Linked DNA regions of Homo sapiens: region 2 is linked to region 1. The links are chromatin contacts, found by Hi-C or POLR2A ChIA-PET in ENCODE. All regions are on one chromosome and are shown on one strand. Each heading gives the region's core, a stretch centred on a gene start or an enhancer-like site at or near the end of the contact. The rest is flanking DNA. Distances are from core to core; before and after follow the strand shown.

Region 1 (2,786 bases), core at 148-2,647:
ATTGCATTGTCAGAGTCCCTTTCCTTTTATCACTAGATGCTAAGAATCTAGCCATGTAAAAACTCCCAAAACATCCAAATTCAAAAAAACTGGAATCTAACGTGGTAATGCAGTTGTCAAGAACACGCAATAGTCTTTGGGCTTTTACAAAGCACTGAAAACTAAATGTTGCATTTGTGCCCTTATCTTCCACAACTTCTTTCTTGGCAGCTTTTCTTGGCTCACTTCAGACACACAGAATTTCAAGTAATCAGGGAAAGTTGGGACAGAAACTTCCTCTGTCTTTCCATGGCCTTTTCTTTTTCCTTTACGGATCTGTGATCCTATGCTTTCTCTCACATTCACATTATATGTGTCAGTTGGAGAAATCTTGATGCCCAGTTTCATTTGTTTCTTCTGTCCCACCTGTAACTAATTTAGGTTGAGTTCTCCGGCTCATGTATCAGAGTGTGTATGACAAATTATCTCAAAGCCCAGAGGGCCTCGGTGGTCCAAGTCCCAGCAACAAGGGACACCTGCTGTCATGACATGGGCTTGACCTGGGTTCTGTGGACATTAAGGAACCACTGTCCTGAGAGGGGGGTATGGAGCTAAGCTAGGGGAGGGAGCAGGATGAGCTTAGAGCTGCCGAGGAAACGGAAAGAGTCTATAGGCTTTAAAAAAGAGGAGAGAAAGAAAGAAGAATAAAAGATGTTTCTGGAGACTCTGAGAATAGTTAAGAGTCCAGGGCCAGCCAGAATCACCCTTTCCCCCAGCTACCGAGAGTGCCACAGAGCAGAAATTGACTTGGAAGATATTGCTCCTAGACCAAAAGTCCAAATTAAGGGGTATAGGCAGTTAAGGGCAAGTGAGGGCAGTAGAGATGGTTGTCCGAGTCCAGTGGCCATGAGAGGTTTCTCAGCTGCCTGCCAATTCTCTTCTGGGACAATGCCAGCCATAAAGTACAAGCCATGCTTTGGTGTGGGCTGTAGACATATTGTTTTCCCATAACTACTGTCATTCAAACAGGATCTAGTTTCTTGGCATGAGCAAATTGTTCCCGCTGAATACACACACTATGTCCGCTATGGGGCAAGGCAAAGCGAATCCTCCAAGGAACTGGATGGATTTTTCATTCTGAGATAAGCAGTTTTTTTGTGGGGGCGGGGGAGGTGGAGAGGAGCCAGCTTCACTCTCTGTTCATGCGAGTTTTGAATGAAATGAGTAAAGTTCATGTTCCCCCCAGAGTACACAAGGTTCAAGTGGGATTACCCAGTGGGAATCCAGCCCGATTGTAATTTAACTTGTTCGAGGGATCTAAATATTTAATCTGCCTTCATCACGAATCCTAGAATCCTATGTAAGCAGCAAAGGCCGAGGGTCTGAAAGTAAACACTGCAGTTAGAATCAGAAGTGTTGCAACTAGCACAACTGCTGCTGTGACGTCCTACAAACTTTGGAGAGTGCCAGAGGAAGCTAGCCTGAGAGCACAGAACTGGCAGTCACGAGGCCTGCATTCTCCAGCTTCGCCTGCCACCAACTCTCTGAGCCTCCAGGCCTCCTTTGTCAAGTAAGGACACAAGCAAAGCATCTCAGAAGACAAGTCATTTTCATAACTGGAAATGAGACAGAGCCAACAAGGATGCGTGAAACCAGCCACATAAATTGTGAAACCTATGTGATCATGTATATGTACAATGTTTTCTTAAAAAAAATTACCATTCCTAGATCTAATATCAATTTTTTGTATGATTTTGCCCCACATTTTGCTCAAATTATGCAGTGTTTGAAAGAGATTCTCTGCAGAGGTTGGAATCACCCCCTTGGGTGCTGGTAGCAATCTGTGAAGGTAGCTTTTTAGATGTCACAATGATTGGGGGTGGGGTGCTGGTGACATTGGATGGGCAGGTGCAGAACTGCTAAACAATGCTCTGGGCAATCCCACAAAGCGACCACCTGGCCCATATCTGGCATGACTTTCATGTCCCGCCGGACATTCAAGGAATCCGACTATGTTTTCTATATAAACATATAGTATTTTTCACATCTGAAAATATACACTGAATTTTCCAGGACTGTGTATAAATAGAGGTAAGATTGTACTTTATTTTGCTCAGAACTTTACCAAGAGTTATTAATAATCTCCAAAAAATCAAATTATAGCAAACACTAATGATGTTTGAGTCACTAAGCAACACACCTATATCTGTCTGCATTGTGATATCACATTCGTGGTTATTCTACAGGTACAAGAATCTGAGCCTCCCTTGTCCTTTAGTGCAATCAAGCAGAGTATCCACATACTGAAATACACAACATTTTCTGTAAGCTATTTTCTTTTCATTTCTCCTTTGTATTACAGTTTTCATGTTATATTAATTTAAAAACATGGGCAGGTTATATGATCTATGGATTTTATACCAGATTAGTAGAGTACTATAAAATGTTTGTTATAAAAAGTGTGTTTTATTTGATTGGGTTGAAAACTTCTGGGCCAGGTAATCCTAAAGTCTCTTAGCTTTTAAATTTTGTGAGCCTGTGAGATTATTTAGCCAAATGCCTTCATTTTTACTGGTGAGTAAACTGAAGCCCATTCAGTCTTTCATGCATTGTATTGCATTCAGAAATTGCTGTGATCATTGGGAGGGGAGAATGAAACTACCAAGCAAAAGAATATGATTTTAGTTTATTCTCTCCTTTCTTTTCCAGGATTACAAAGGCCCAGGAATAGCTAGTTAGCTTGCCCTGGTGTCACTGCTCACTCCTGTGAAGAATAAGGATAAACCATGAGGATAGTAGTGGTAATG
Region 2 (3,030 bases), core at 156-2,655, 77 kb before region 1:
ATGTTTTTCCCATCTCTACTTAAAAACGTCAACTAGCCCCAACTTTTCCTCTAGTTATTTCTTTTATTAGATTTATTCTGTTCTCCACAATAAAATCTATCTTCTGTTCCCATCCATGACAATTCAAGTAGTTATAATGGGTGGATATAGGGTATGATAAATGTTGGTAAATCCACTGAGTTCCTTGAGTTCCACATTGATGTCTTTTAGGATGTGACTAGGGGTAGGCTAAATATTTTCTAGTTTCTCAGATCCTACCCCTGGTCTAATTATGATATAGAGGCCAGATTAGTGTCACCAGTTTTTCTTTCTCTTCTGAATGTAGAGCAAGAGCAAATGATTGCAGATAACAGCATGAGAAACTTAGGATCAACCACCAGCATCTAAGTGAGTCTTGTACTAGGCTCATTCCAGTTAAAAGCTGTAAATCATTTCATAGCCACATCAGTTTAGTTCTCTTTTATAGAACTCATTATGTGATACAAAATATGCAAGGCACTGGAGATACAAATACAATTATTTCCTCAAGGAACTTTGAGTTGAGCAAACATGGTACTGTCTGGTGAGACCAGACATATGAGCAAACATAGTACTTCTCTGGTGAGACCACATAGAGAAATGTACAAGGGGTAGAGGAGGCAGTGATGACTACTGGTCTGGGATAGTTGAGGGAAGGTGGCATAGGCTGCCTATTGAAGAATAAATTAGAGTTTGCTATGTGAACAAGGTTGCAGAGGGAATAGTATATGGAAAAACAGGGAGATGTGGACCCATATATTTTGTGCAGAGATGTCCAAGTACTTAGATATTACTATATTGCAAGTATGAAGAAAGCTTTTTTTGAGATCTGACAATGCCAAGGTAGGTTATGGACTCTCTTTGGAGTCCCCAAAATAAAAATAAAACATTCACATCTGCTAAAGATAGCTTGAATGGTATTTTTGCTAAAGGCAGAGTCATATACTGTATGTGCCAGATAAAAGTCAATGTCTATTATGTAAACATTGAGATTACATTAATTAATTTAAAAGAAAGGATTCAAACTTAGTACTAATCTGCATCTGGAGAACTAATCTGGTATGTGTTATTTTCAAGTCACCCAACTAAAGCAGTCTGTTGTATGGAACTCTGCTCCCTCTTAGTCAAACAAATGCAACCATAAAAAGCAGTGCAAATTCAGTGTCACCTTTTCTCCATGGGATTGGGTGGTTTCTTTTGGAGCAGAGAGAGTTTCCAGAGAATCAATATAGTAGCCAGAAGAAAAGTGGAGGGTGGCCTTACCTTGTCCACTCCGTGCTGCCTGAGGGTGAAATGGAACCTCGGATGTTGTACACCTTTAAATTGTCCATGTTGCCTGTTTCATAGCCTTCCCGGGCCAGGGAGCTGTGTAGTCAGTTTATAGTTCTAAGAACCAGAGCAGGACTGCTGTGCTTGTAATTGCATGCTTTTTATGGAACAGGCAATGTTGTTTAGGGAATTTGGGCAGCTGGAACCTGCCACATTAGCAATTTGGACTGAGGAAGAATTTCAGGGTGATAAAATAAAGCTCATTATATAAATTCACTTGGGTATTTAGGAGGCTGAGAAGGGAGAGGATGAGAGTATTCCAAAGGCAAGCAGGAGAGTTTCATAAACAGGTCCCTTTCTATTCGTTTTTACTGTAAGTGTTGAATTGAGCTAGGAGGATCACATGGCCCATTTTGCAAAGGGCAGTCATGTTCTGCTGTTTCTTAGCTGTTTTGTCAGTTGGAACAAAACAACAGCGCTGCTCATTTTTTGCAGGGTTAGAGGAAAAAGGAAGGACTGGCCGAAGAATGGGGTGGGGAGCTGGAGAAGAGAAGGGCCAAAAGTGTCAGACTGTGGGGATGAGGACCTGAAGGAGGCCCATGAGACCTCAGGCATGGGCCCTGGAACTCTGCCTTTTTGAAGCCTGTTGACAATCTCACCCTAATTTAACCCTTTGTGGAATTCTTCCATGAGATGCAGTTGCCATCATCAGGCTTCCTAGAGAATTGAGCCTGCCCACTCTGTTATGAAGTCTACCCAGAAGAGCTGGCAGAGTAGGCCCCTTCACTGGGACTGCAGCAACACTGACCAAAGCAAATCCTTCTCTTGGAAGAAACAAACTCATTCCTCACACCTGCCTCACCCCGCTCCCACCGCCACCCCCTGCACCACACGCCAGCCCTTAATAAAAACTAAAACTGATGTCATTGTAACCTTTGGTTATTCTTTTTTGTGCGTAAAGTGTCAACCTCCTGTTTTATTCTCATAAATAATGGAAATCTTAACTTCATTTCAGAAAATCACAAAAGATAACAGGGACCCTATTCAAACAGAATAAAAATAATTAGTAAGTCACAAACTCTGACTAGAAAGAAAAAGAGAAGAGAGAGAGGGAAGGAGAAAGAAAGAAGGAAAGAGAGGGAGAGAGAGAAACGAGGAAAGGAAGGAAGGAAGAAAGTGAAAGAAGAAAGTCCTCTTGTTGGTGTTAAAATGTGTCTTTAAGGGGAAACTTATCATTTAGGTTACTAATGGTTTCTTTCTTCATCATTTTAATTTCCATTAATAAAATGTGACTTTGAAAGGATGCAGGGAGTTTGGGAATAGAGAGTTTTATTTTTATTTGTTTATTTTTTTTCCCCTTCTCCCAGCAAAATACACAGGTATCTGACTATGTAGAGACACGAAGCCACCTATCCTGACCAAACTTGGCAGTGGTCAGGGGATAGGAGGAAGTGTAGTGCCATGGGATGGGCACCAGCCCTGATGAACTCGACTTTCTTTCCATTTCTCTCCTGCATCCAAATGTTGAGGAGACTTTGAGTAGTAGTGTAGCCTCTTTTCCTTTTAAAAATCTGCACCCTGCTTATTTCCAATACAGATATGAGGTTGGTACCCACTAATCTTAACAGGATATATATATATATATCTAAAGTATATAACATATTATTTAAAAACTAATGTATTATTTAGGTTTTATTAAATTATCCTGTTTTTAGGCTATGCTGATGGGCTAAATTTGCCTAA

Evidence for each region. Hi-C counts contacts between places; a loop is a spot of excess contacts on that map. ChIA-PET counts read pairs that join two places held with the same protein, here RNA polymerase II (POLR2A). Pooled maps may share reads with other maps.
Region 2: a loop to region 1 is called in a map of sigmoid colon, with 2.8 times the contacts of the local background. The contact joins the promoter of CRADD-AS1 here to the enhancer-like site in region 1. A Hi-C loop is called at or near these places in 6 of 168 maps with a recorded cell type or tissue (Right ventricle myocardium superior, ascending aorta, mammary epithelial cell and 3 more) and 13 of 50 pooled maps. POLR2A ChIA-PET finds 5 or more read pairs at or near these places in 1 of 52 experiments (MCF 10A).

Annotation. Positions count from the first base shown.
Region 1 is chr12:93,813,179-93,815,964 of GRCh38, forward strand. All of the region lies in intron 2 of CRADD (CARD and death domain containing adaptor protein), which reads left to right. Among named protein-coding and RNA genes, the nearest start is that of CRADD-AS1, 77 kb to the left of the region's middle. Within about 2 kb of position 1,398, at least 23 of the 41 ENCODE cell types and tissues checked have a DNase peak (open chromatin) inside an H3K27ac peak, as active enhancers do; they include ascending aorta and sigmoid colon, where a contact is called at or near this core.
Region 2 is chr12:93,736,418-93,739,447 of GRCh38, forward strand. CRADD-AS1 (CRADD antisense RNA 1) reads right to left here and starts at 1,406. Exons shown (of 3, transcript NR_110092.1): 1 at 1,282-1,406. All of the region lies in intron 2 of CRADD (CARD and death domain containing adaptor protein), which reads left to right.